Regions from separate parts of the Homo sapiens genome. Here regions 2, 3, 4, 5, 6 and 7 are each linked to region 1. A link is a contact called in ENCODE Hi-C or POLR2A ChIA-PET data. All regions are on one chromosome and are shown on one strand. The core of a region is the stretch at or near the end of the contact, and the rest is flanking DNA. Distances in the headings are between cores, read along the strand shown.

Region 1 (3,826 bases), core at 513-3,012:
CCGCCACCTCCCTGGCACCGTCTGCCTGCAGGGATTCTGTGTTTTTGGCTTTTTTAATGTCTTAAAATCTTTTACTCAGGTAATTTTAATTTCAGAGAGAAAAACTGAAGTAAATGTCAAAAAACACCAGCCTTAAATCCAAAGGGAGAGAATTCGTGTTCTTGGGTCTGTCCCGAGTGGGCTCGCGTGCAGCCAAACATCAGCTCTGGGTCCAGGCGTGGCCTCAGCTGGGAGCCTGTGTCCTGAGCCCCCGGAGCGAAGGGGTGCCTGGGGCATCTTGGCCCTCTCTGGGCAGACAATGTGTGCACCTATGTGGAAGGCCAAGGACATGGGCTGTGGCCAGGCCTGTCCCGCTCAGGCCCCCTGCCCGGCGGCCGTCTGTGTGCGGGGCCTCCCTCCTGGCTGTCCAGGACACAGCCCGTGCAGCCCCAGCCTGGACCCAGGCCATCTCTGGTTGTGTCTGTGCCGACTCGGTGTTGAATCAAATCAGGTGTGCGTCAGGAGCCGGCTGTGTCCTTCCTGCCACACTCGGGGATTCATTCCTTAGAAACTGAAATAAATTCTAATTTTGGAAACTCCTGTTTTGTGACGTGTGAACATGGGGTTCAGGTAATGAAGGATCCCTGCCTCTTCCCCCGTGCTCCAGTGCAGCGGGTACTCGTGGCCCTGCCGGGGCCCTGGGGGAAGGAACCTGCCTGGTTTCCAGCAGAAGAGACAGAGTCGGGTCCCTCCATGCTGACCTGTGGGACCCTTCTCACCCACCAGGTGGGACGCAGGTGGCCTGCTGACACTCAAGACCCTCCATACCCAGTCCCACCAGATTCCAGAGTGTGGACCAGACTGAGCCAGACTGGGGCCCCAGGGGGTCGAGGAGACAGATCAGGAGGGCCCAGGGCCTGGGGAATGGGGAGGGGTAACACCTGCCAAGGAGGATGCTGGGAACGGGCGCCCAGAGCGGCCGGGGGGAGGGGGCTGCTGAAGAGGGAACGGTTGCTGTGGGCTGCAGAGGAGGGTTGGGCACGGGGACCTCACCACATTATCCCTCATCCAGTTACCTGCCCAACGCACGCGGAGGGTCCTGAGGGCTTCACCCGCAGCCCCAAAGGGGCAGAGCTGGGGTCACGCAGAGTCTCGGAAGCCCACGCTGTGGCCCCAGGAGAAGCTTCTGGATGTAGCTCCTGTATGTGAAGGGTGGGCTCGCGCCGCTGCCGGAATAAAGGGAAACCACAGGCAGGAGGGAGGCGCGTCCAGGATCCGCGGCCACCGGCCTCTCAGACAGTCCTCTGGGGCCGGGGCCGGAGGAGATGGAAAGCGGGGGCACCACAGACTCATCTGAACCCCCGCGTTCATTCGGACACACAGACCCCAAATTCCTCCCCCAGGGGTCGGGTCCCTCAAGCCAGCCGAAGACCCCGGTGCCCGCCCAGCCCTCCGGGAGGGTCTGCGCCTGCGGCCTCGCGGGGCCTCTCCGAGCCCGGGCGCTGTTCCATGGGCGGGGCACAGATCCAAGGCCCCTTCCCTCCTAGACGGCAGGCGAGGGGCCCGAGAGGCCGGAGGCCAGGGGACAAGGTCCCCGAGAGGCGGCGCGAGGCTCCGGCGGCCCAGAACCGCGGCGGGGTCCGGGTGGGGTCCCGGCCGCCCGTGGGGCGCGGGGCTAAGCCCCGGCCCGACCCGAACGGACGCGGGCCTCGGTCCCCGCTGCCGGCGCCGGTGCAGCCGAGGAAATCCGGGGCTGCCCGAGCGGGGTCGTCGCTGGCGGTCTCGGAGGCGTTCCCATCTGTCACCCCGTTCGCATCAGCGCGCGCCCCGTGACGCCGACAGCCACCCCGGACGCCTCCGACCCTCCGGCCGGGAGATGCGGATAGACGGACGAGGCAGCCAATTAGAGCCCGGCCAGACACCGCGACCCCTCCCCCCACCCGCCCCACTCTCGCCCACTGGCGATTGGGTTGCGGGACGCGCGGGGCGGGGCTTCCGGGCGGGGCAGGCTGGCTTCCGGCGGGAGCGGGGCCGCGGATGGCCGTATACAGGGCAGCGCTCGGGGCTTCGCTCGCGGCTGCCCGACTCTTGCCCCTCGGTCGCTGTTCCCCGTCGCCGGCGCCCCGCTCTACGTTGTCGGGCGCCGCCATGGAGCCCGCGCCTCGCTGGCTGGCGGGGCTGCGCTTCGACAACCGCGCCCTGCGCGCCCTGCCCGTGGAGGCGCCGCCGCCCGGTCCCGAGGGCGCCCCGTCCGCGCCGCGGCCCGTGCCCGGGGCCTGCTTCACCCGCGTGCAGCCCACCCCGCTGCGGCAGCCGCGCCTCGTGGCGCTGTCAGAGCCCGCGCTGGCGTTGCTGGGCCTGGGCGCGCCGCCCGCGCGCGAGGCCGAGGCCGAGGCCGCGCTGTTCTTCAGCGGCAACGCGCTCCTGCCGGGCGCCGAGCCCGCCGCGCACTGCTACTGCGGCCACCAATTCGGCCAGTTCGCCGGGCAGCTGGGCGACGGCGCCGCCATGTACCTGGGCGAGGTGTGCACGGCGACCGGCGAGCGCTGGGAGCTGCAGCTCAAGGGCGCCGGGCCCACGCCCTTCTCCAGGTGGGCCGGGGCGGGCGAGGGGCGCGGGTGGGTCCTCCCCGCCGGGGCGCCCCTTCCCTCCGCCCGGCGCGGTGTTGGGGGCGTCCGGCGGCTACTGCCAAGTGGGGCCTCCCCTGCACCCGCGGGAGCGCGGTGCTGGCAGCCGCCCGCGCCCTGTGCTTATCAACCCGCCGAGGACCTTGGAGTCAGCTCCACCAGGGACGCCGCTCATGTTTACCGACGTTCGCTGGGGCTCCAAACCCAGGGGCGGGAGCCGGGATGAGAGGTTAGGCTAACCCTAACCCTAACCCCGCAGGTCCCCAGCCTTCCTCCGATCGCTCGTGGGGCGGGCCGCTTCGTCCAGCAGCCTCGCTCTGCGACTGACTTCACGGAGGCCTGGCCCTGACTTCCCTGCGGGCAGCCCTTTTTAACCCCGAAGTGAGGTGGGCATCGTTTAGATTTCTGTGGGGGGGCACACAGGTGGTCTAATAAGGCAGGATCTGGGTCCAGATGCCGCCAGGCCCACCGGGGAGCCGTGCACGCGCCACCTGCCTCCTGTGTATAGACAGCGCTTGGGTCTGTTCTGCTCTTTTCTACTAAACAATGTACTTACTCCATATTCTTTACTGCTTTTGTGAATGACTAGGAAAGTGTACATTTTATGTTCAGAGAAATGCTAAACCCGCATCTCATCCGGCCCCTCCCTGTGCTCTCATCACCTCCCCCTCCAGCACCTGAAATGCCCCTCGGTCCCTCAGCATCCCTTCCCCGGGGCTCCATCTCCCAAGCAAGCTCCTCAGACTGAGGGTCTTCCTCACTCCCCCGTCTCCAAATCCGTTCTGTTCTGTGTCTGAGGGCAACCTGGCTCTGGCTCTCCCTCCCCACCCCCAGCGACCTGCTTAGAGTTGACAGCACCGGCCGCCCACTGGAGCGTTTCTGACCCTTGGAACGTGGTGGAAATGCTGCTCAGCCTGGGGCCTGCTTGTCCTGTGAGCATTTTTTTTTTTTAATTTTTGTTTTTCTTTTTGGCGATCATCTTAAACTTTATGTTTTCATTTTTGGTGATATTTTAAAGTTAAAAAGACAATTTTTTTTATGAGAGTAATCTGTCGCTGGAAGACACTTTTTATGTTTGAAGACTTGAGTATTAACTCACTGCTTTCAGACCTGAGAGCTGCTAGAATATATTTTCTCCTAAAAATTAAGGAGTCCTTTGACCTTTACTCAGGCCCTGCCTGACATCCCCACACGTGTCCTGGGGTCCCTGGCCTCACCAG
Region 2 (3,826 bases), core at 233-2,732, 380 kb after region 1:
GCATGGAGGTTCAGCTCAGGAGTACAGGAGCCCTGAGGAGGCTCCTGACTCACCGCTCCATGGTCCCAAACAGCCAGTGGGGCTCCTTGGTGAAAGGCATCTCCATGCCATGAAATTGCGCCATCTTCGTGGCAATGGCTGCTGACAACACTGGCTCTCGAAGCTCTTGAGTTTTCAATGGCCGACTCTGCACCCAGGAAGCTATCAGGGTGGTGATGGGGCTGGGGCAGGAGTGGGAAGGGCTGGGGCAATGAGGGGAAGTCAGGGTTTTGGGGGAAATTCCCTACTTGGGGTGAGGGATGTGGAGGCAGACATTGGGCACTGGGGTAGGGTTAGGGGGTGGAGGTGCCTTGGGGAGGAGAGGGTAGGACTGGGCCCGTACTGGGATGTACTGTTCCAGCCGGCCCTCTGGGAAGACTCCGTACAGCTGGGGCCCCAGCGACCGCTCCGCAAGTATGGCGAACATCACGCTTTCTAGCACCAGGGAGTCCACGCCCTGAAAAAGGATGGACAGCAAAGGGGCCAAGGCAAAGTGGCACAGGGACACACATGAGGGCTCGCCTTCCTCCCACCAGAGCTGCGACTTCTGATCCAATTGCCTGGAGGCTCTGGAGCACAGGCTTTAGCGTTGGTCTATTTTTATTTAGAGATGGGGGTCTCACTATGTTGTCCAGGCTGGTCTCGAACTCCTGTGCTCAAGTGATCCTCTCGCCTCAGCCTCCCAAAGCTCTGGGAATACAGGCCCAGGCTTCGGTGTAATGAGGTGTTACTCAGACCGTGAACCTCGGTGTCCTCAACTGCGCAACGGGAACAATACTACCCGCATCGCGTAAGCGACAGGCCCTAAAGCCACTGGTGCTGCGGCGCTCACACCCCCCTCACCTGCAAGATGGCTCCGTACAGCCGCAGAAGCACCTCCCGGGGCTCCTCGCCAACGCTGGGCAGGTGGTCCGGGAGCGAGCAGCGGAAGAGCAGGTTGCTGAGGCCTCCGCTGCAGACCCACACCAGGCGCGCTCAGCCCGCGGCCGGCCCTACCTGCCGCGGCCCCGGCCCCCTCCCGGCCAGGCCGGCCCCGCCCCGCCCCAGGCGCGGGCGCAAGAGGGGGGCGAAAACATGGAGCATCCTGAGGGCCCCGCGGCTGACCCCTGACCCCGATCCGCGCACCGGAGAGGCTGACCCCTGACCTCCCACCTCACGGGGTAAACCCTCAGCTCCTCGGGCTGCACTCGGCGCCAGGCCCCGCCCAAGTACTCCCGGCACCATTGGTAGGCTCGGCGCTCGGCGTCACGCGACAGCGACGAGGCGCGCCGCCGTTTTGGGGTAGTGTCCGGGCACTTAGACTGCTGCAAGCCGTCTTTGGCCAGGCAGCCGCCAACAGCCCCGCTTCCGGCCACAGCTGTCGCCTCGGCCGCCATGGCGCGGGCTCGACCGGGCCCCAGGCCAGGCTGCGCTCCGCTCCCTTCGGACGGGCTCGGTTCCTTCCGGCCGCGCTCGGCTCCTCTTCCGGCCGGCCTGGGCTTCTCCGGTCATACTCGGGTCTCTCCGGCTCTATTCGGCTCACGGCTGCGGCGCTCGGCTCTCTCCGTGCCCCGGCCCGGGGGCTCTTTCCGAAGGCCGAATTCCGCAGATCTCTGCCGGGCCCCGCCCCTATGGGCAAGGACCAATGGTCTCTCTCTGGGCGGGGCTGCTGTTGGACGGCCTGGGCCAATCCGAGGCGCCGGAGGCCAATCAGTTGGCGGAGCGGCGCGTGCGCGGGCGAGGAACTGCCCGGGCGCGGTAGCGTACGGGAAGACCGGAGAGGAGCTGCGTCTCTGCCCCGTGGGAGCCGGCGGGGCGGCGGGGCGGCGGCTGCAGCTGCAGCTCCGGCGCGAGGGCTCCCTTGCCGGGCCCTCTTCCCCGACCCCTGGGGCGCTCCGACAAGGAAGAGCCGTCCAGCGCGCGTCCGTCCTGAGCGTGGGTGAGGCCTGGAGGAGGCGCGCGCGCTAGGCAGGGCCGCACAGCGCGGGCAGAGTGCGGGATGCGGGCACCCGGTGGGTACGCAGTAAACATTTGCTGAAGGAATGTGACCCTTGGGACAGTTCCGATGACTCCAGTTGCATAAATGCCCAGTCTACACGGGGACTCCCTGGCCGGTAGAGCCGCACCTCTGAATGAGGAGTCTTTTGCTGCCCCGCTTGAGATGCGCGTCTTCATTCATTCCCCTCTCCCCCTATCCTCCTCGTCTCCTCCAGGCCTAGAACCAATTACAGAGTCAAACCCAAGAGCCGAAGAAAGTGAAGACTCGCAGCTTGCCGCAGCCCCCTCCTCGGCCTGCGCACCTCCCATTGAGGGCGTCCTGATTTAAACGCGTGCCTCCTGCATTTCTGCTTCTGCCCCAGGCTAGAGCGGCGACCAGGAACGCTGGACCCACAGAGATCTGTGGCAATGTCTGTCGAACCATGGTGTTCTTTGGGGCATCTGACTAGAGTATTGTTTGATAACCAGAAAGAAATCAAAAATTGGTGATCACAAGGCTAATGTCACTTTTGCTGCAGTGGAAAATCATGATCATTCTGTTTAAATCTGAGTCAGTTTTGAGACCTAGAGCCCATTAATTGACAAGGAGGCTTGGTTCCTCTCAGGAAGGATCTTACAATACCAGCATCTGAGCATATACCAAGAAATATTCCTCCAATCCTTCCCTAAAGGGACCTAGAGCCACTTTAAAAAGTAACTGGTCCGGGCGTGGTGGCTCACGCCTGTACTCCCAGCATTTTGGGAGGCCGAGGCGGGCAGATCACTTGAGGTCAGGAGTTTGAGACCACCCTGGCCAACATAGCGAAACCCCGTCGCTACTAAAAATACAAAAATTAGCCGGGTTTGGTGGCTTGTGCCTGTAATCCCAGCTACACGGGAGGCTGAGGCGTGACAATCCCTTGAACCCAGGCCTTGTTGCCGCGAGCCACTGCACTCCAGCCTGAGCGACAGAGTCAGACTCAGTCTCAAAAAAAAAAAAAAAAAAAAGAAAACTGATTCTGGCTGGGGGCAGTGGGTCACGCTTTTAATCCCTGCACTTTGGGAAGCCGAAGTAGGAGGATCGTTTGAGCCCAGGAGTTTGAGACCAGCCTGGGCAACATAGCAAGAACCTGTCTTTACAAAAATTAAAAGATTAGCTGGGCGTGGTGGCAGGTGCCTGTGGTTCCAGCTACTCTGGATGCTGAGGTGAGAGAATCACTTAAGCCCAGGAGGTCAAGGCTGCAGTGACCTGTGTTCACGCCACTGCACTCCAGCCTGAGCAACACAGCAAGACTGTCTGAACAGCAACAACAAACACACCAAAAAAACTAGTTTACTTCGGAAAAGGGACTGTCTAGGTCTTTGAAGGGCTGATACAGGATCTGAGCTGACACTGTTTCCAGGAGCCCTGAAGCATCATGGCCCTCTCATTAGGGTGCAGGCTTATGGAAATCAGATGATAAGCAGAATTCCCAACCCGAGTCCTGTGGTTACTTCTCTGGTCTCAATGCATACTTGGGATGTTTTTACCTAGCAGAGGGCGGAGCGTATACATTGATCCCAGGCCTTTGGTACCATATGTAAGGAAGCGCAAAGTAGAAACCTTTGAAACTCCTCACCCTACTGAAACCTTTCCAAGATAGTAAGTCAGAAACAATGCTGCATTCCAGGTGTAATTGCAGAGGTATTTCGCCCTCAAAGACTTATAAAGCAGTGGTTACCGTTTCATCCCTTCAATTAACCTGAATGGCTCCTGCTAAATCTTGGTGGATTCAAGTAAATGATGATGCCCTGCACAAACTTAGCCAAGTCGTGTCCCCGATCACACAGC
Region 3 (3,826 bases), core at 440-2,939, 360 kb after region 1:
GCGTTGGGGTGGCCACAGGTAGATTTGGGGATAGAGCATGAGACTGCTAGAAGGATGGAGGCTGGGCCGGAGTGGCACTGGATCTCAGAAGAGGGATGGATCTGAAAAGGAGATCCAGGGAGAGGGTGTGAGAGCTGATGTGGAGGAAGCAGCCACAGGATTAGAATTCACGGCATTTCTTGCCTAATGAGGTTGCCTGGGATGACTGGGAACGGGTGGAGAAAGAGGCCTGAGCCCGCACCAAAGCACAATGGAACGGAGCTTAGGATGGGTGGCGGAAGTGTGGGGCGGGAGGAGCGTGGGGCGGGAGGAGTGTGGGGCGGGAGCGTGGGGCGGGAGTGTAGGGTCTGGCTTGGGTATCACTTTAGGTGTGAAGGACGGGGGTTGAGCGAGTCAGAGCCTAGAGTCTGGTTTGTGGTCTGAGTGTCTTGCCTGGTACGAAGAGTTTCTAACAGAGTCTGGGATCCCTCTGAGAACAAGGAATGTGAGGGGATAAGAGGGATGCTTGGTGCAGAGATGTGCTCTTTTGTACGGGATGAGAGCAGCACAGGAAGGGAATGCACCTGTGATGTGGGAGAGAAGTCTTGGAGTTGGGCTATGAAGAGTCTGGGCGGGTCCTGAAGTGCAGGTGGAGGAAGCCAGAGGTGCGTGTGGGAACTTGGGGTGTGAGGTGGTGTGTGGACTCCGGGGTCCCAGGTGTGGCAGGTGTGAGGGTAAGAGGGGCAGGCTGCACGGAATGAGAAGCCCAGGGTGTGCAGACTTCAGGATCAGGAGTGTATGGTGTGAGGACATGGAGATTAGGTTAAGGGGGTGAAGGACTGAGGTGAGGGATGTAAGGTGGGGAGAGTGGGGTATGGAGTGTGCAGTGAGGGGAGCGGGGGAGGGGTGAGGCGGGGTGAGGCGGGGTGAGGAGGGGTGAGGGGTGAGGCGGGGTGAGGGGTGAGGCGGGGTGAGGGGTGAGGCTGGGTGAGGAGGCGGGTGAACGGTGACGTGAGCGATGAGGGGTGAGGGGCGAGGCGGGTGAGGCGGGGTAAGGAGGGGTGAGGCGGGGTGAGGGGTGAAGGGTGAGGCGGGGTGAGGGGTGAAGGGTGAGGCGGGGTGAGGGGTGAGGGGTGAGGCGGGGTGAGGGGTGAAGGGTGAGGCGGGGTGAGGGGTGAAGGGTGAGGCGGGGTGAGGGGTGAGGCGGGGTGAGGGGTGAGGCGGGGTGAGGGGTGAGGGGTGAGGCGGGGTGAGGAGGGGTGAGGGGTGAGGGGCGAGGCGGGTGAGGCGGGGTGAGGAGGGGTGAGGGGTGAGGCGGGATGAGGGGTGAGGGGTGAGGCGGGATGAGGGGTGAGGGGTGAGGCGGGGTGAGGGGTGAGGCGGGGTGAGGGGTGAGGGGCGAGGCTGGGTGAGGAGGCGGGTGAGCGGTGACGTGAGCGATGAGGGGTGAAGGGTGAGGCGGGGTGAGGGGCGTCGGGGGAGGGGCATGGGGTGTGGAGTGAGTGGAGTCGGGTGAGTGGAGTTGGGTCGAAGTCAAGGGTCTGGCTTGAGGTTGGTGCCACCGCGAACGCTAGGACAGGGTCAGGCGGAGCCCAGCCGTCAGGGCGCGTTGGGAGGGCCGGGGCCCAGGGGGGCGCGGCCTCGCTCACCTCCAGCTTGGCCCGCGCTCCGGTCCTGCTCTGGCGCCCCCAGCGGCCGCTTGAGGAACAAGGCCGCTCCTCGAGAGGGATGCCCCGCCCTTTCCGTTAGCGAACCCTCCCCGGAAGTGACCTCTCGCCCTCATTGGGTGTCCTCGGGAAAAGGGGCGGGGCATTCCGCGCTGCTCCCACAGGTCTGCGGCGTCCGAGTCTGGGACTGGCAGGTGCGGTGCTGGGGACGTCCTGAGGTTGAGGGAGAATCCTGCGGAGATGAAGAGCTTCCCGGCCTGACAGTTTTGCCCCCACCTCCTTCTTGAGCTTAAGGATTTATACGCAGGGCCCCGTTTGCCTGCTGTGTCCCCAGTGTCCAGGACAGCGCCCGGTACCAAAGGTGCTGGTAAACATTTGTCGAATGAGTCGCTGAACGCCCAGCTATTTCCACTGTCACAGCGATCATGTGTGGCGGACATTATGTGGCATGTATCTTACAGAGGAGGCAGCCCGGGCTCAGGGAGACGAGGCAGAGGTGCACGCAGGTCTATGTGGGCTGGAAAGTGCTGGGGCCTCCCGGGCGCTCCTGGTCTCCAGGCAAGAACTGGAAGCAGAGCCACTCAACACCTAGAAGGGCAGTGACAGAAAGCTCTGGCTGGGAGGAGGCTGACCAGAGGCCAGTCTGAGCTCAGCCTTTTTTTTCAGAGGGACGTGGGCACCCTAGAAGGGTGGTAAGTAGGCGAGTGGCAGAGTTAAAAGGTCTCTGGCTGCCGAGGCGGGTGGCGACGGGGCCGGCCGTTGCTGTTGTTTGGCTGAGTGGTGGACAGGGTCAAAGCCATTCCAAGGTCGACTTGACAGGGCTTGGTAATGTGGGAGGGAGGGAGAAAGAAGCAAGGGGCTAATGGCCGGGGTGATACCACTGGCAGAGATGTGGAAGAGTGGGAGAAGCTAGCTTGGAAGGTTAACTTTGATTTTGAACACCTTGTGTTTGAGAATCCTGACAAACCTTAGACCCCCTGAATTTTCTCTCAGGGATTCTGATTCTTAGCAGCCTGATTGCAGAGGAGGAAAAATGGCTGGGGTTGAGCCAGACAGTTCTGGGCAAGGAGTGAGCATTCGCTTGTTTATTGAGGAGGCTGCTGCCTGGGCCACACTCCCTCCGCCAGCTGCCAGGTTCCTGCCCCGGTTGAACCCGGTTTTCTGGCCATCCCTTTCCACCTGTGAGCTGCTCTTCATACTTCCATTTGCTTATACAGCCCAGAGCCGATTTCTGTTACAGCAGCCCAGAGAAACATGAATAGGGAATAATTCTTTTTTTTTTTTTTTGAGACGGAGTCTTGCTCTGTTGCCCAGGCTGGAGTGCAGTGGCACGATCTCGGCTCACTGCAACCTCCGCCTCCCAGGTTCAAGTGATTCTCCTGCCTCAGCCTCCCTAGTAGCTGGGATTACAAGCACATGCCACAACGCCCAGCTAGTTTTTGTATTTTTAGTAGAGACCGGGTTTCGCTATGTTGGCCAGGCTGGTCTCGAACTCCTGTCCTCAGGTGATCCACCCGCCTCGGACTCCCAAAGTGCTGGGATTACAGGTGTGAGCCACTGTGCTTGGCCCGAATCAGGAATAATTCTGATGGCTAAGGAAGACAGCTTCCGAGAGAGTAGGAGAAAGGGCACAGGATTCCAGGCAGAAGGCCCATCTAGGGCAAAGGCGAAGGTGTGGCTCAGCCTGCCTCCTTTGGGGAATGGCGAGTGTGTTCTGGGCTCAGGGTTCTTGGTAAGGGACAGAGAAGACTCGGGAAAGATCAGTTGAGCTGGAATGTGCAGGCTCTTGAGTACCCTGCTCAGGAGCTGGAGGTGGGCTACCCTGCAAACTCCAGGCCATGAAGCCCAGGAAGATGTCAGGCTGGTCTTCCCATGCCCTTGTGTATCTGAGACCAACTGTCACTAAATGTTTCCTTTACGCCCTGGACACACAGCTAGACTCTACTTCTCAGATTCTCTTGAAATACAAGTCTTTAGCCAGAGGGTGTGGAGGGAAATGCTGTGTATCACTTTGAGGTTGAGGCCATCAAAGCCTCCCACAGGTGGCCCCCTCTTTCTCTCCCCACGTACTTATGATGTTGATGCCCAAGGCAGCTTGAGTACTACCTGCTGAAGGCAGGGCCTCTGTCACCATAGATCCTTGAATAACAGTATGGAGCAGAGCCCTCATCTCAGCCAAC
Region 4 (3,826 bases), core at 971-3,470, 350 kb before region 1:
GGCCCCATTAACCTACTCCACAAAGCGTAGGGGGCCTTGCTCTCGGCACTGGGCATGCTCCCTCAGCACATACAACAAAGAAGTCCCCCCTCCCACTGATTCTAGCAGGAGGCTGTTGGGGGGCAGTCATGACACAGGCATATACAGTGTGTCAGATGTGTCAGAGCCCGGAGAGGGGATGAGGAGAGCGCAGTGTTACTTCCTAGAGCATGGCCCCGGAGAGCCTCCCACTATGCTGACATATGGGCAGCCGTCTGGGAGCTTGACACTGGCAGAGGGGAAGAGCAGTCCAGGCAGACAAGAAGTCAGTGCGAAGACCCCAAAGCAAGCATCAAGGAGGCTGGGGGCTGCTGCAGATCTGATGAGGGGATGGCAGGGGCAGAGCAGGCCTGAGAACACTGGCCTCCACTCTGAATGAAACAGGGATCCCCAGGCCGGGCACGGTGGCTCATGCCTGTAATCCCAGCACTTTGGGAGGCCAAGGCGGGCGGATCACAAGATCAGGAGATCGAGACCATCCTGGTCAACATGGTGAAACCCCATCTCTACTAAAAATACATAAATTAGCTGGGCGTGGTGGCGAGCGCCTGTAGTCTCAGCTACTCTGGAGGCTGAGGCAGGAGAATCGCTTGAACCCGGGAGGCGGAGGTTGCAGTGAGCCGAGATCACGCTACCGCACTCCAGCCTGGGGACAGAGCGAGACTCTGTCTCAGAAAGAAAAAAAAAAGAAAAAGAAAGAAACAGGGAGCCCTTTTTGGGTGTCAGTGCCTGGTCTCAACTCCATAGCTATGGTGGAAGGTAAAGCAGTTTACCTTTTAACTACATGAACAAGCATGGTGGTGTTCCAGTTGAACTCCTTAGGAAACCGACATTTTAATTTAATTTTTTTTTGGAGACGGAGTCTTGCTCTGTCACCCAGACTGGAGTGCAGTGGCGCGATCTCGGCTCACTGCAACCTCTGCCTCCCGGGTTCAAGCGATTCTTCTGCCTCAGTCTCCCGAGTATCTGGGATTACAGGAGCCCACCACCACGTCTGGCTAATTTTTTATTTTTTTTCAGTAGAGACGGGGTTTCTCCATGTTGGCCAGGCTGGTCTCGAACTCCTGATCTCAGGTGATCCACCCGCCTCGGCCTCCCAAAGTGCAGGGATTACAGGCGTGAGCCACCGTGCCCGGCCGATATTTGAATGTCATATACTTTTCATATATGCTAAAATACTGTTTTAATTCTCCCCCAACCTCTTAAAAACGAGAAAAGCATTCTTAGCTCAGGCACCATAGAAAACCCGGCTGCAGGCTGGACGTGGACTTTGGAACAGTCGGCGTGCGGGTGAAGGGGCACAGCCGCGGGGCAGGGGCGGGCTCCGGGCAGAGGCGGCCGTGATAACTCCACGCTCCCGCTCCAGCCGGTGACCGCCACGCGGGCTCCTCTCACTCTCACACTCAGGCCGAGAAAATGCCGAAAGCCGTGTCACCAACGGGGGACCTCGGGGCCACATTCAGCATGCAGAGTTTATTTGGTCTGCTCAAACATTTGTGTTAGGAAATAACACATTAAAAGTGCACATTTCCTTCAGACCCTGAGAAGCGGGCGAGTCCCGTGCGCTCCGCACCGCCAGCCCCGGCCCCGCGCTCGCCCAGAGGGCCGCCCTCCTCCCGCCGACCCGGCTTGGGGCTTAGGCGTTAATCCCGTCCCCCGGGGGGGCCGCGCGGGGAGCCCCGATCGCCTTAGGGTCAACGGCTTAGGTCCCAGCCCACGAGGCCTGACCGCACCGCACTGAGCGGCCTCTGCGCCAGGTAAGGGGGTTCGGGGCGGGACCGGGAACCGCGCTGCTAGCCGTCCCGGAAACCCGCGGTGGGCCGTTGGGTGCGCGCCGAGCCGCTGCCAACTGCCAAGCCACGGGACGAAACCAAGGCGCCCGCGCCCCGCCCAGCCAGAGCGCCTAAGCCCTTCCCGTCGCCCGCCAGCGCCGGAGCGCCCACTGCGCCTGCGTAGTTTGCCCTCCTGGACCCGGGGGCGGAGCCGAAGCGCGCATTGCGCCTGCGTCTTCCGCCCGACCCCGCCCCAGCGGCCGGGCCTCCGGCGCTCCGTCCTCCCGCCCGGCCAGGGACGAGGCGGGGCGGGTACGCGGACACTGCGCCTGCGAGAGTAGGCCCCGCCCCCGATCGGCCCCGCCCCCGGCCAGCCCCGCCCCGCGCCGCGCGGGGCCCTGGGAGGGGCGCAGCGTCCGGCGGCGTCGCGGGCGGCGGGCGGCGGGGCCGCGGGAGGGGCGCGGGGGCAGACAAAGCCGCGGTAATGAATGGAGCGTCCGCCCGCGCCGCCGTCGTCCGCAGCCGGCCGGGAGCCGCCCCAGAGGCCGGGCCGAGGTGAGTGCGCGGGCGCCGCCGCCCCGCCGCCTGCCGCGAGCCCCGTCCCCCGCGGACCGCGCCGGGGCCGGGCCGGGCCGCGCCATTGTCTGCGCCGCGCCGGGGCCAGGGCCGGGGCCAGGCGGGCGGGGGCGCGGTTCCGTGGCCTCGGGGTCCCCGCCCGGCGCCGCCCCGGACCCGCCCCCGCGCGGACCCCGGCCCTGACAGCTGGCGCGGGGGCGGCGCCGACTGAGCGGCCGAGTGCCGGGGGTCGGCGCCCGGCCTGGCCCACGTGCCCGCGCCGTTGCTTCCGGGCGGACGGGACGGGGCTCGGGCTCGGGGCGCCGCCCGGGTCCGCCGGGAGCGCGCTGTCCCGGCCACGTCGAGTTAACCCCGCGAGCCCCGTCCCTGGGACTTCTCTGGACGTGTCATTCCCGTCCCACCTCCAGGAAGGGCCACCTGGGCCCTGCTTCATGTCTCAGCCCAGACGGGTCCTTGCGACGCGCCCCGAGGCAGGTTATTGTACGTGGTTCTGGGGATGACCGTTCACATTTAATGAATAAAAATGTAACTTGCCTTGCGAACCATAATTTCAAATGTTTTTCGACTGCAGTGGTTTTCCTACACCCAAATGAGCTCGCAGTCAGTTTTGTTTCTTCTTTTGTCCCGTTGTGTGGCCCACACCGCCTTCGTTGCTAAGAGAATCGCAGCCCCTCGGGCTCCCTTCTGCGCCTTTCTATTCCGGGTGGCCCTGGTAGACCCGGGCACCTCTGTGGAAACACGTCCCGGCCAAGCTGAGCCGTCAGAAGCTTCTGTTGGTGTTCTCGTGTTGGTCGAAAGGGAAGTTATTTATTTTGAAGTTAACTCTGATCAGATTACGTTTTTAGAAATCCATTCAGACCTCATAGTGAGGCCAGTTTGGTAAAGCAAGGGCATCCTGCGACTTTTTACACAGAAATGTTTTTTATTTTTTCTGTGTATGTCATTCATAGTGACAAAATTGAGGCTAGGAAGGATTTGGTTGGGATTTTTTTTTAAGTGCTATGAATAAGCCACATTTTGATTATGAATTAATTGCAATTACTAAACAAAGTTACTTTGCAAGAGGAAAGTTTACAGGAGTTTGATTCCATACTCCGAGGGTTTCCAATGGGACGTCCGTACAAGGCTGCACACTTCCCGTAGTCCTTAAACGGATTATATCTGCTTGTCATGATTGGCTTTTTTTCAAGAAAAGATCTAGCACAAGTTAAGAGAGATTCTGTGAATCTTGAAAAAGCTTCAGAGGCCCGGTCTTTGAGGTGAGGACACAGTTAATCTATATGGAAAGAAACCTAAGACTTTTAGTCCACTTGACAGGTGGTTACAGGGTCTCCCCCAACACACACTCTTGTCCAGGTAATTCCTGAATAAGGTGGTTGATGTTGTTGGATGTAAAACCTCTGCTCTTTAAGGTTACCTCCTCCCCAACCCCCTCCACA
Region 5 (3,062 bases), core at 1-2,500, 320 kb after region 1:
GGACCCGAGGCTTGAGCTGAGAGAGCCTGTGCCAAGCTGTGGGGCTCCGAGTCAGCAGCAGCATGGATCTGATGCTCCTGGAAACAAGCACAGGCGTCAGGAGCCAGAAGGGAAGGCCCAGGACAGTGCCTGGGCTGCCCCTGCGACTTGAGACCAGCCACCCATCTGAAGGACCCAGCCCACGTTCAGGCTTAACAGGCATTTGCAGCTGCTCACCTGAGCTCAGAACTCCACCTCCACCAAACATCCACACCTGGGCAACCACACCTGTCACTCCTGTCCTCTACCTGGGATCACCAGCCTGTCACCGCACCCTGCCCTGCACCTGCACCTCAGCAAGGTGAACCTCTTGCTGACGGAAAGCATTCCAAGTGCATGCCTTGCCTGAACTAACCACGTTATCTATTTGCAATAAACCCATTTCTTAAAAGGAGGTGGGTAACTCTCTGGCTTGCAATCCCCGAGAGCAACCGATTCCTCCAACACTTTCCTGTTACCTCCAGCCACTTCAACCAACCGCGGCCTTCCTCCACACTCCCAGCAGAAAACCTGCACGACCTACCCCCGGAGCTCAGACTCTGCCCGCCGGCTGTGTTTAACCTCTCCTGGCAGAGACGCACGACACTTCCACCCGCCACAAAACCCCACCCTCCTCACATCCAGGCTTCCCAGCAGCTCCTCCGGGCTCACAGCCGACGCCCTGCCTTTGCGTTGGTGACCTTTGAGCCTTTCCCACGGGCCCCCGCAGAAGGTTTGCTAGGTGGAGGTCTCAGGACTCCCGGTCACTGCCCCCTCCTGCTGAGGGCACCCTCCCGAGGACTCACTGCACCCCCGCCCGGGCGGTTCTGGGTTTGTGCCCTCCCCAGCAAGGCCAGCGCCCTCGTGGCCAGAAAGGTTCCAGGACCACTCGAAGCGCCGCGCGAGCGCGTTATAACTGTGCTTGGCCGCGAGAACACCGGTGCCTGCTGGGAGCCTCCCACGGGCGCCCCAGCCTCGCTCCGGCCTCCAGCGCGCCCTGGGGTGTGCCCCGCCAGCCCCGCGCAGTAGCCGGAGCTGGGAAACTACCCCGGAGTCCAGCGAGTCCTCAGGGCTACCTCCTCCCCTCCCAGCCCCGGCGTCCGCACCTCGCGGCGGGGCCGCGCGTCAGTGGACCAAGCACGAGAGGAAGCGCCGACCTCCAGCTCCCTGCGCTCTGCCCCGCCGGCTCAGGGAAAGCGGGCGCCACACGCTCACAGGCAGGGCGCAGGCGTCCCCGGAGCTGCGCATGCGCACACGGGCGCAGCCGCTGACAGGCTCTCAGCGCGTGCGCGGAAGGCGGAGCCCGCCGGGGGTCACGTGTTCATCGAGACGGCCCCCGCCTCCGCAGCCCTGGATCCTTCCGCTCCCGCCCAAGCACTGACAAGGTTTCGCGGCAAAGGAGCTTTATTGCTGCGGCGGCAGAACGAGCTCTGCGAAGGGCGAGGGGGCGGCGAATGGCGCGCGGTCGGAGAGTACGAGCGCCTCCTGCAGGGCGCGGCTCTGCGGGCCGCTGAGCGCGGGGCCGTCCCGGTGCACGCGGAGCCAGGGGGTCCCTGCAGAGCGAGGGGCTGTTAGAGGCCGCGCGGCCGGAGCTGGGCGGGGGTGCGGGGCCAGCAGGGCGGGGGCGGCGCTCACCACGGCGCAGCCTCTGACCCACGTCGACCAGCAGCTCTGCGCCCACCCCCAGGCGGAGCGGCTCCCCAGCGCGGCTGCGCCCGGCCCCGAGCTCGTGCAGCACCAGCGCCAGCGGCAGCGCCCGGACCAGCTCCACGGTGCCTGCGGGGAGAGGGGCTGAGAGGCGCGGGCTCGGGAAGGGGCGGGGCCTCGGGAAGGGAAGGGGATGGCGGAGGCGGAAGGACGGGGACTCCCCCGACGCTCACCATCTGCGGGCGCCAGCAGCTCCTCCTGCTCCCGGGCGCGAGGCAGCAGCTGCCGGCGTTCTGCGGGACTTCCCGAGCACAGGGCTCGGGCCAGACCGGGATCCACGCCCTGCGCCGCCAGCATCCGCTCGAAGCGGCCAAGGGCCGAGCCGTCGTCCAGCGCCGCGGCCACCCGGGCAGCGCCCTGGGCCTGAGTCCCCGCGTGTCCGCTGAGCCAGAGCAGGGCGCCCCCTGCGGGCGGGGACGGGTCTTAGGCGCGGCCGGGTCGGGGCGGCCCCAGCGGGAAGCACCCCCCGCCGCCTCCGCTCCCCTACACCCCGTCCCCCTCACCGAGCGTGGTGACCAGGTCCCTTAAGTCTGGCGGGCCTGCGCCGTCCATGCAGAGCAGCGCCTCCTCCACCTCCAGGGCGTGGCCCACGCAGCGACCCAGGGGCTTGTCCATGGCGGTCAGCGCTGCCGCGACCCGAAGCCCTAGGCTGGCTCCCACGCCAACCTGCGGAGAGGAGGCTCAGCGTGGACCCCCCATGGCGGGGCCTTCTGCAGCCGGTTCTTGGTCGAACTCCAGCCCCTGCTGCACCCTGGGTTGCCAGCCCCCCAGCATGAAGTCAGGGAAGGATTGGGGTGGGGAAGAGACACGAGTGAAGTGCGACACCTCGCCATGGGGCCAGGAGGAACTTGTACTTGGTCTGGGGCAGGAACGCCACAGAGGGCTTCCCCAGGTCCAGGCCGGGCCAGCCTTGACCTCTAAAGTCACAGCAGGTTAGGAAGCCGTGAAGGAGGGAGGGACTTCGGGCAGAAGAGGGTGGGACTGGGGTTAGGCAGGACTGCTGAGTGGAGGGAGGCAGTGGGGACGGGAGGGGTGAAGGGTAGGCTGGGCCCGCATCAAGACGCTTGCCCAGGGAAAGGCCACACCGCTCACCAGCGTCTTTGCCAGCTCCCGGGCCTGCTCCTGGTTGGGGAAGACGGCGGCCCCTCCGAACTTAACGTCCACCACCAGAGCGGACAGCCCCTCCACGAGTTTCTTACTGAGAATGGAGGCTTTGGGGGAGGCAGAGGAGGTTGGAGACAATGGAGAACCTGGAGCTTCTTGGGAGAGTTCGGGGATGCCGACTTTGGGGTCAGGGGCCCTGAGCATTGAGGGTCAAGTCCCTTATTATGGGGGTG
Region 6 (3,826 bases), core at 976-3,475, 310 kb after region 1:
GTCTGCCTCTCTCTGACAGCTGCGGCCCTCACCCACCTGCGAGTAGAAAGCAGCCAAGCGCAGGCGTCGAATGGGGGCGAAGAACAGGGGCGGCACAGCGATCTCAATTAGGAAGGTGGCCACCACGCTGAGCTTGTGCAGCCAGACCGGCAGGTGGTGTGCGAACCAGGCGGCGGGCGTGGGCAGGCACTGGGTCTCGTAGTGGTAGGTGAGGGCTGCAGGCGAGGGCAGGAGTCAGGGCTGGCCGAGCCCCCAGACTACCCCAGGTCCAGACCGGGCCCCTCACCAGTGAGCCCCCACCACGCAGGGCAGCGGCTGGTCAGCTTGACCACGCCTGAGGCGAACATGAGGCGGAACAGCAGCCATCGCACCAGCCAGAAGGGGAGGTCTTCGTGGGGCAGGGCCCCTGCCTGCCTGCCCTGGGGGGCCTCCTTGCGGTGGGAGGCTGGCCTCAGCGGGGCCACCAGCACGGCCAGGAAGCCAGTCTCTAGCAGCAGGGAGTCCCTATGGGGAGAGCAAATAGCACCAAGAGCCCCTCCCCACACAGCTGCTTCCCTCGGAAAGTCCTCCCAGGAAGGGCAGAGCCCTCCCCCACCCCCTACCCAGCCTCCCACAGCCCCAGGCCCAGCCGTCACTCACCACTGGAAATAAAGGAACACCTGGCCCACCTGCGGAGAGAGGGGCTGTCAGGGAGCGGGTGTGTCTGTGGACTCAGGTAAGGTAGAGGCAGGGGTGGGTGGTGGGGGTTGGAGATAGAGTGAGCTGGTCACAGGTCCCACTTGCCTGGCAGGCTGACAGGTAGGCGGCCCAAAGCAGCAAGTAGATGACAGGGTGGCGCAGTGGGCTCAGCAGCAGGGCTCCCAGGGCCACTAGTGCACCCAGCAGGCTCAGCAGCTCCAGGCCCTGGGCCGTGTCCAGCCCCAGTCTCGGCGCTTCCCACAGCAGCGTCGGGGTCTCCCACAGCTGCTGCCAGCGCCCCTTGCCCTGAGGCCGCAGCGTCCTCCTTGCAGGTAGGATGCCCTCGGGGCCATACAGGCCTGTGGGAGGGCATGTCATGGCCAGGCCCTGGACAGCCCTTGCAGACTAGACTACCTCTGAGTCAGGGCCTGCAGATCCCCCAGCCTAGGTCAGAGCATGCGGATACCTCCATCCCTAGGTCAGAGTCTGCAGTCCCTCCAGAGCCCGTCCCCCAGGTCGGGACCTGTCAAAACCCCGTCCCAGGGCTAGAGGCCTGCTCAACTACCTGAGTCAGGGCCTCCCACCCAGCAGAGCCCACTGCCCTCTTCCAGGTCTCAGCCCGATCTCCTACCTGTCCCACCAGGTCTGGGAGGAAGCCTCTCTCCCACCTCTCTCAGAGTTCTGTCCCCCACCCCAGGTCAGAGTCCAGAGCCTTACGGGAAATGGATCACCGCACACCTTCCTACCCCCACAGCGGCCTGCAGGACACGAACCGCCGCCCCCTACCCCACGCCAAGGCCTGGCCCTCACTCCCAACCCCGGACTGCGTGAGTGCCGGGCACAGAGAAAAGAGGACATAGGGTCCCGCGCCGAGGCTGGGGGTGTCCCACCCTGGGTGCCTTCACCTGGGATTTGCGTGTAGAGGGAAGCGAAAGCAAACATGAAGACGGCCGCCACGCCCTGGAGGAAGAGCTGCCGCGGGAGCCGGGAGCCCGCCATGTCCGCTACGCGGCCCGCTAGAGCAGGGCCCGCCCTCCGCGTCCGCCCGCCCGCGGCAGCCCCAGGCCCCGCCTCCTCACCGCCCCGCCCGCCCAATCCGTGGCAGCCCCAAGCCCCGCCTCCTCGGCCCGCCCGCCCGCCCGCGGCAGTCCCAGGCCCCGCCTCCTCACCGCCCCGCCCGCCCAACCCGTGGCAGCCCCAAGCCCCGCCTCCTCGGCCCGTCCGCCCGCCCGCGGCTGCCCCAGGCCCCGCCTCCTCACCGCCCCGCCCCCCCAACCCGTGGCAGCCCCCAAGCCCCGCCTCCTCGGCCCGCTCGCCCGCGGCAGCTCCAGGCCCCGCCCCACCCCGCCCCGCCCGACCCACGGCGGCCCCAAAAGCCCTCCCGTCCAAACTGGTGGCAGCCCAAAGCTCCGCCCACCCCCCCCTCCCGGAGGCTTCGACCCCGCCCCGCGACTCTTCCGGTGAGCTCCCGCTGCGCGGCGCCGGGGTTCGCCTCTCTGGCTTTTGCCCACGTTACGTCATAGACATGCGCGCGACGCCGCGCCTACGCATTTTCCTGGGCGGGAACAGCAAAATGGCGCCAGAACTAGTGGCGGGCTGAGGACGCCGTACCCCTCGGAAGGCAGCCCTGCGGTCCCTTTGCCGCCCGTTCCCTCCCGGACATGGAGGACGTGGAGGCGCGCTTCGCCCACCTCTTGCAGCCCATCCGCGACCTCACCAAGAACTGGGAGGTGGACGTGGCGGCCCAGCTGGGCGAGTATCTGGAGGAGGTAAGGGCGGCGGGGGAGTGACGCGGGGTGGGCCGGCGGGTGGGGCTGCGGGGCGGGGGCTCCGGGCCCGGGGCTGTGGGCGCCCCACCGTCTCCACGCCTATGGCTATCTGGCGCTCTGGCCGCGCAGGTCCTCGGGCTCCCTGCTTCTTTTCAAACTCCATCTCTGCCTCCCCAAATCATCCCTTGTTGGATTAGCGTGGACCTGTCATTGCAGGTTTCTACCCGTCAGCGAGCCGTGAATGATTGAGTGGGTGGTGACCAGCCGTTTCTCTAACGTAGTGGAATAGACTAGAAAGCATTATTGCTTTTATTGCAGTTATTGCGAGCATGCTTGTGTGTTTGAGAGGTCTGGATCACGATGTCAGAGGAATTTTTTATCTTGGATTTTCAAACCAATTTCAAGCTATTGCCATGCTCTATCCTGTTAGCGATTAGTGTTTCTTCCATGTTTGACAGCCCTGTCTAGACCTGTGTTAAGCTGTCTGCTCCATATTTGCGCTTCATTTTTACTCCTCAGCCCAGCTCAGTCTGGCGTCCACGACACTTAAATGTTTCTTGTCTTGATCAGCAGTGATCTCCATTCTACCAAATCCAAGGGACATAAGTCAGCATTTGTTGGACTGGCCACTCCTTTCTTTTTGAAACATGGTGGTAGGATTTTTTTTCCCTATTTCATTGCCTGATTTTTCTTTTCTATCCAGTCTCTAAGTGTTGAGTTCCTCAGGATGGGGCCTAGGTCATCTTCTGATGCATTTACCCTGAAGTGTCATTTATTTCTATGATTTTAAATATTGCCTGTATTAGGACAACTACCAGATCTGCAGCTCCATCCTAGATCTTTCCTCCAAATCTACTTTACATATCCAGCTGCTCTCTTGACATCTAGTGGGTGTCACGCAAACATCTCATTTAACATATTTAAAGTGGAACTCTTCATTTTTCTGCTTAAACCCCAGCTTTTCCCATCTCGGAAAATGACACCGCTGTTCAACCAAAAGCAAAAGCTAAATGTGGCTATAGTGAAGCCCCATGCTTAACACTCAGTTCATCCATGAATTCCATCAGTTATACCACCGGAATATCACTTGAATTCATCTGTTGTCCATTTTATTTGGTCTAGGCCACCATTGTCTCTGGCCTGGATTTGTGTAAAACCTTCCTATTTGGGTTCCCTTATCCCTGTTTTTGTCCCGTCCAATTCGTGCTCCAACCAGCAGCAAGTGTGACTCTTAAAAATTAAAATCTGGCCACAGCACTGTTTTCTGCCTAAAATCAACCCCTCAGTGGCTTTCCATTATGCCCAGAATAAAACCCAAATTTCCTTCTCTGAACCTGGCTCTGCTCTCCATTTTAGCCTCATTTTGGGCTGTTTTGTAT
Region 7 (3,826 bases), core at 923-3,422, 270 kb after region 1:
CAGCAAGCAGCTGACCAGCTCAACCCCAGAAGGTAGTGGGTACAGGGCTCCACGGTCCTCCAACCCTACTGCAGTGGACCACTTATCACTCCTTCCGGTCACTTAGGGGAAGGGGGGGCACCTTGGGCTCCAGCCTTCTACCCTGTCCTGCGCAAAGGACACACACAAACAGGTGCCTGCACTACGTGTGGCTCCAGCAGTGAGCACACACGTCACAGCCAGCTTGTTGTGGAGCCCACTCTGCCTCTTCTCTCTGCCTACCTTCAACTCCTCACCCCACGGCCACCACGCCTCCCACCTGGCCTTTGCCTGCAGTCTCTACCAACCCAAACCCTCTCCACACTGCCCTCAGGATCATCAGGGTCATTATCAGCTGTTCCTGTAGCCCCCGCCCCAGCCCTCAGCCCAAGGCCCCTCACGCCAAGACAGCCCTCAGCCAGCCTTGCTTCCCTGGATCCTCAGGCACCCTCTGCCCCAGGTGGTAAGGCCTCCTCCATGCCCCTCATAGGTGCCTCGGTGCAGACAGCTCCCTCTGTGGGTCAAGACAACATTGACAGCCAACCTGCACAGTGGGGATGAGGACTATGTGGTCCTAGCAAGCGAGAACTCCCTCTCTAAAGAAAAAGACAGATGCTCATGACTGACGGTGCCATAAGACACACACTTGGATAGACATGAGCAGAGAGGAGTGTGTGCTGAGTAAGAGGGCACTGAGGAGGGGCTGGAGACGAAGAAGATGCTAAAGAGGCTTCAGGAAGTGTAGGGGGGTGTCCAGCAGAAGAAACACAAAAAAGAGAGAACTCCAGGTCCTTGGTGGGGACAGTGACAACTGGACTGACAAAAAACAGGGTAACTGGGAAGGCAAGCTCAATCCCACCTCCAGGCTCAAGATCCAGCCCCTGCCTGACCACACAGCCATCCCCACACACTGCCAGTCTGCAGCTGGGATCTGACAGCCTGAGTGCCAGTCCCAGCCTCTCTGAGCCGGCTCAGGCCAGGCAGTCAGCTTATCCGCGCCTAACTTCTCTACAGATGGGGGCAACACCAGGGCAACCCCGGTGGGCTGCTGGGAGGAAGAGGTGAGATCATGTACACAAAGGGCTGTGCGGGGCCTGGCACACCAAGCACGCTCGCCAACGCTGCTGTCTCCAGGCTGTTGCTGATGTCATCGTCAGGCTCCGTTTTCTCCTACCTCCTGGGCTGAAGAGCTCTCAGACACGGGCGCTGACCCCACACACAGACCTCCTGGGCATGGGCACCGACCGCCACGCTGATACCCCACCCAGGGCTTGGCGTGCAGGGCCTGGACCGTCAGGCGAGTCGCCAGGAATGCTCTTCTCTCTACTCTCGACGCTTCCTCCTCAAATCCTCCCAGTTTCAAATCAAACACCGCTTCTCCATGCACCAAACCCGAACTCCACCCCCTCTTTGCACCCCGCCAAGACCGCCGGGGGCTTCAGACGGAGCACCAAGGTCAGAGGCGGGCTGGCGAGCCGCGGGTCCGCGCCCCTGGAGCCACTAGAGCCACAGCCGCCCGCAGCTGGCCAAGGAGAGAGCCCGTCCCACCCCAAGGAGGCCGGGCAGGCCGGGCCCAGCCTTCTCTCCCTGCCGCCACCAGGCCCGCGCGGCCACGCCGCCCCCAGCGGACGCCCATTCTCCCCACGGGCTGTCCGGTCGGCCCTGGCCTTCAGTCCCCGCCCGGCCCCCGGCCCCGGCCCTCAGTCCTCGGCTCCCCCGACCCCGGCCCTCAGCGCCCAGCCCCCGGTCCTCGGCCCTCAGCGCCCGGCCCTCAGTCCTCGGCCTCCCGACCCAGCCCCCAGCCCTCGGCCCCCAGCCCCCGGCCCTCGACCCTCAGACCCAGCCCCTGGCCCTCAGCACTCGACCCTCGGCCCCCGGCCCTCAGCGCTTGGCCTCGGCACTCACCGCGCGGGTGCGGCCCGAACGCCACCAGCACGAAGTAGTCCGCGAGCCGCGCCATGGCGAGGGACGCGGGGCGGCCCGAGGGGCGCGGGCGGGCTCCGCGGCTCGGGGACTCGAGGACGGCGCGCTCATGGCCCGGCCCCGGCCCTGGACCGCGCACCCCGGACACCCCTGGTTCGCTCCGCGGCGGCGGCGGCGGCGGCGGCGGCGGCCCAGGTTCCCGCCGCCATCTTCCCAGCCAGCCGGCCCGCCCGGGCGCGCCGTGCGCCTGCGCGCTGTCGTCAAGCCCTGAGCGGGCGGGGCCTGCAACCGCGCATCTCCATTGGTCCAGAGGGTGGGAGGGCGGCTCCCGAGAGCAGCGCCCCGCCCATCGCTGACCACTCTGGGGCCCGAGCACCGCCCCTCGGGCCGGGCACCTGGACTACGGCTCCGGCGGGTCTGACGCCCTGACCCGGGTCGGCTGTGGTGTCGGCGGGAGGCATGGGCCAGGACCACAGCTGCCCTCGCCGTTGGGACTCCCCGCACAGGAGCCCGAACCCCACCCCTGGGCCGTCCCAATCTGGGGATCGGGTCCCCAGACTCCTCGTCCCCCGCCCCTCTCTGTCCAGCGGGAGAAAGGCGGGAGAAGCCTAGGCGCTGCCTACCGGGCCCCCCAAACTAGAAGTCAGAGGAGGCGCAGGGCCATCACCTCAGGGGCTGCCAGCCTGGCGATGGGGAACAGAGAGAGAATTCAGGCCCTGCCCTTGGGGTCCCAGGCTGAAGAGCCCCCATCTAGGCCAAGTGAGACATTTAACACAGCTTAAAAACGGCACGCTCATGTCCCCCTGTAAAGAGCAAATGTTCTAAGCGTGTGAGGCACATGAGGCCACGGAGCAGGGGGCTCTGGGAAAGCTGCATCCCCCAGGATCCCTGACAGTGCCCACCCCTCTCAAGGGCAGGGCTGGCCAGGGCCACCCCTGAAGTGGCTCAGGGATGAGCATGAGCCCAGAGCAGAACATGCTGGGAGAGAAGGTGCAGGAGCCAGCCTGGTGCAGCAGGGAAACCCCTCTGAGCACAGCAGGCCAAGGTCTGTTTTTTGTTATGTTTTGTTTTGTTTTTGAGGCAGAGTCTCAATCCGTCACCCAGGCTGAAGTGCAGTGACACCATCTTGGCTCACTGGAACGTCCGTCTCCTGGGTTCAAGCAATTCTCCCGCCTCAGCTTCCCGCGTAGCTGGGATTACAGGTGTGCACCACCATGCCCGGCTAATTTTTGTATTTTAGTAGAGAGGGGGTTTCACCATGTTGGCCAGGCTGGTCTTGAACTCCTGACCTCAGGCCATCCACCCACCATGGCGTCCCAAAGTGCTGGGATTACAGGCATGAGCCACCGCCCCCAGCCCGAAGGTCTGTTTTTTGTTTTTTGTTTGTTTTTGTTTGTTTGTTTTGAGACAGAGTCTCGCTCTGTCGCCCAGGCTGGAGTACAGTGGCGTGATCTTGGCTCACTGCAAACTCCGCCTCCCAGGTTCACATCATTCTCCTGCCTCAGCCTCCCGAGTAGCTGGGACTACAAGCACCTGCCACCACGCCCAGCTAATTTTTTGTATTTTTAGTAGCGACAGGGTTTCACTGTGTTAGCCAGGATGGTCTCGATCTCCTGACCTCGTGATCCGCCCATCTCGGCCTCCCAAAGTGCTGGCATTACAGGTGTGAGCCACCGCGCCTGGCCCTGAAGGTCTGTTTTTAAATGAGTTTGGCTGCTGCAAGAACTGGCCAAATGACTGGCATCCAGTCTCCATCCATGGGCAGGAGCCAGCCCAAGAGAATGAATGGAATCAAACTGAGAGGCCCCACCAGGGTCCCCTCCCTGCCCTCAGGCACAGGCCACGCTACGCCTCTCCTCTCCCACTGTTGGTTTTCACAGGTTGA

The links. Hi-C counts contacts between places; a loop is a spot of excess contacts on that map. ChIA-PET counts read pairs that join two places held with the same protein, here RNA polymerase II (POLR2A). Pooled maps may share reads with other maps.
Region 2: a map of naive thymus-derived CD4-positive, alpha-beta T cell shows a loop between it and region 1 (9-fold over the local background). The contact joins the promoter of CHKB here to the promoter of TRABD-AS1 in region 1. A Hi-C loop is called at or near these places in 2 of 168 maps with a recorded cell type or tissue (CD8-positive, alpha-beta T cell and naive thymus-derived CD4-positive, alpha-beta T cell), 5 of 37 single-sample maps with no recorded cell type and 13 of 50 pooled maps. POLR2A ChIA-PET finds 5 or more read pairs at or near these places in 1 of 52 experiments (naive thymus-derived CD4-positive, alpha-beta T cell).
Region 3: a loop to region 1 is called in a pooled map, with 5 times the contacts of the local background. The contact joins the promoter of SYCE3 here to the promoter of TRABD-AS1 in region 1. A Hi-C loop is called at or near these places in 7 of 50 pooled maps. POLR2A ChIA-PET finds 5 or more read pairs at or near these places in 2 of 52 experiments (BJ and K562).
Region 4: a map of ascending aorta shows a loop between it and region 1 (4-fold over the local background). The contact joins the promoter of ZBED4 here to the promoter of TRABD-AS1 in region 1. A Hi-C loop is called at or near these places in 4 of 168 maps with a recorded cell type or tissue (B cell, ascending aorta, naive thymus-derived CD4-positive, alpha-beta T cell and 1 more), 14 of 37 single-sample maps with no recorded cell type and 19 of 50 pooled maps. POLR2A ChIA-PET finds 5 or more read pairs at or near these places in 2 of 52 experiments (B cell and activated naive CD8-positive, alpha-beta T cell).
Region 5: a loop to region 1 is called in a pooled map, with 5 times the contacts of the local background. The contact joins the promoter of SCO2 here to the promoter of TRABD-AS1 in region 1. A Hi-C loop is called at or near these places in 4 of 168 maps with a recorded cell type or tissue (B cell, CD4-positive, alpha-beta memory T cell, CD8-positive, alpha-beta T cell and 1 more), 26 of 37 single-sample maps with no recorded cell type and 12 of 50 pooled maps. POLR2A ChIA-PET finds 5 or more read pairs at or near these places in 17 of 52 experiments (B cell, CD4-positive, alpha-beta T cell, CD4-positive, alpha-beta memory T cell and 13 more).
Region 6: a map of ascending aorta shows a loop between it and region 1 (4-fold over the local background). The contact joins the promoter of NCAPH2 here to the promoter of TRABD-AS1 in region 1. A Hi-C loop is called at or near these places in 2 of 168 maps with a recorded cell type or tissue (ascending aorta and naive thymus-derived CD4-positive, alpha-beta T cell), 5 of 37 single-sample maps with no recorded cell type and 12 of 50 pooled maps. POLR2A ChIA-PET finds 5 or more read pairs at or near these places in 6 of 52 experiments (CD4-positive, alpha-beta T cell, H1, activated B cell and 3 more).
Region 7: a pooled map shows a loop between it and region 1 (8-fold over the local background). The contact joins the promoter of SBF1 here to the promoter of TRABD-AS1 in region 1. A Hi-C loop is called at or near these places in 3 of 168 maps with a recorded cell type or tissue (B cell, CD8-positive, alpha-beta T cell and OCI-LY7), 12 of 37 single-sample maps with no recorded cell type and 12 of 50 pooled maps. POLR2A ChIA-PET finds 5 or more read pairs at or near these places in 5 of 52 experiments (B cell, T-cell, activated B cell and 2 more).

The regions. Positions count from the first base shown.
Region 1 is chr22:50,199,021-50,202,846 of GRCh38, forward strand. TRABD-AS1 (TRABD antisense RNA 1) reads right to left here and starts at 1,763. Exons shown (of 2, transcript NR_186698.1): 1 at 1,056-1,763; 2 at 68-308. It overlaps TRABD (TraB domain containing), which reads left to right. Exons shown (of 10, transcript NM_001320485.2): 10 at 1-575. It overlaps SELENOO (selenoprotein O), which reads left to right and starts at 1,991. Exons shown (of 9, transcript NM_031454.2): 1 at 1,991-2,570. The coding sequence starts at 2,017. RefSeq lists silencers at 1,311-2,250, 2,381-2,460 and an enhancer at 2,821-3,060.
Region 2 is chr22:50,581,367-50,585,192 of GRCh38, forward strand. It overlaps CHKB (choline kinase beta), which reads right to left and starts at 1,483. Exons shown (of 11, transcript NM_005198.5): 1 at 1,192-1,483; 2 at 883-991; 3 at 383-496; 4 at 54-187. The coding sequence starts at 1,415. It overlaps CHKB-CPT1B (CHKB-CPT1B readthrough (NMD candidate)), which reads right to left and starts at 1,633. Exons shown (of 30, transcript NR_027928.2): 1 at 1,192-1,633; 2 at 883-991; 3 at 383-496; 4 at 54-187. It overlaps CHKB-DT (CHKB divergent transcript), which reads left to right and starts at 1,660. Exons shown (of 4, transcript NR_110536.1): 1 at 1,660-1,957. RefSeq lists silencers at 980-1,179, 1,510-1,599, 1,630-2,029.
Region 3 is chr22:50,561,230-50,565,055 of GRCh38, forward strand. SYCE3 (synaptonemal complex central element protein 3) reads right to left here and starts at 1,690. Exons shown (of 3, transcript NM_001123225.3): 1 at 1,629-1,690. LOC107985568 (a long non-coding RNA gene) reads left to right here and starts at 1,732. Exons shown (of 2, transcript XR_001755606.3): 1 at 1,732-2,338. RefSeq lists silencers at 113-311, 1,382-1,791.
Region 4 is chr22:49,851,624-49,855,449 of GRCh38, forward strand. It overlaps ZBED4 (zinc finger BED-type containing 4), which reads left to right and starts at 2,221. Exons shown (of 2, transcript NM_014838.3): 1 at 2,221-2,366. LOC105377205 (a long non-coding RNA gene) reads right to left here and starts at 1,889. Exons shown (of 5, transcript NR_188597.1): 1 at 813-1,889. It overlaps LOC124905147 (a long non-coding RNA gene), which reads right to left. Exons shown (of 2, transcript XR_007068156.1): 2 at 2,879-3,663. RefSeq lists silencers at 1,569-1,658, 1,679-2,408, 2,579-2,868.
Region 5 is chr22:50,524,348-50,527,409 of GRCh38, forward strand. It overlaps SCO2 (synthesis of cytochrome C oxidase 2), which reads right to left and starts at 1,251. Exons shown (of 2, transcript NM_005138.3): 1 at 1,125-1,251; 2 at 1-77. The coding sequence starts at 64. NCAPH2 (non-SMC condensin II complex subunit H2) reads left to right here. Exons shown (of 20, transcript NM_152299.4): 20 at 1-433. It overlaps TYMP (thymidine phosphorylase), which reads right to left. Exons shown (of 10, transcript NM_001953.5): 6 at 2,818-2,936; 7 at 2,229-2,391; 8 at 1,899-2,129; 9 at 1,654-1,794; 10 at 1,405-1,571. The coding sequence ends at 1,423. RefSeq lists silencers at 923-1,222, 1,433-2,262 and enhancers at 2,353-2,652, 2,461-3,032, 2,823-3,022, 3,043-3,062.
Region 6 is chr22:50,505,999-50,509,824 of GRCh38, forward strand. It overlaps NCAPH2 (non-SMC condensin II complex subunit H2), which reads left to right and starts at 2,226. Exons shown (of 20, transcript NM_152299.4): 1 at 2,226-2,447. The coding sequence starts at 2,340. It overlaps LMF2 (lipase maturation factor 2), which reads right to left and starts at 1,704. Exons shown (of 14, transcript NM_033200.3): 1 at 1,584-1,704; 2 at 784-1,037; 3 at 640-668; 4 at 287-504; 5 at 37-215. The coding sequence starts at 1,677. RefSeq lists an enhancer at 1,435-1,484 and silencers at 1,705-1,804, 2,475-2,764.
Region 7 is chr22:50,472,863-50,476,688 of GRCh38, forward strand. It overlaps SBF1 (SET binding factor 1), which reads right to left and starts at 2,173. Exons shown (of 41, transcript NM_002972.4): 1 at 1,924-2,173. The coding sequence starts at 1,978. RefSeq lists enhancers at 1-605, 606-1,515, 2,426-3,335 and silencers at 1,535-1,664, 2,085-2,544, 2,125-2,329.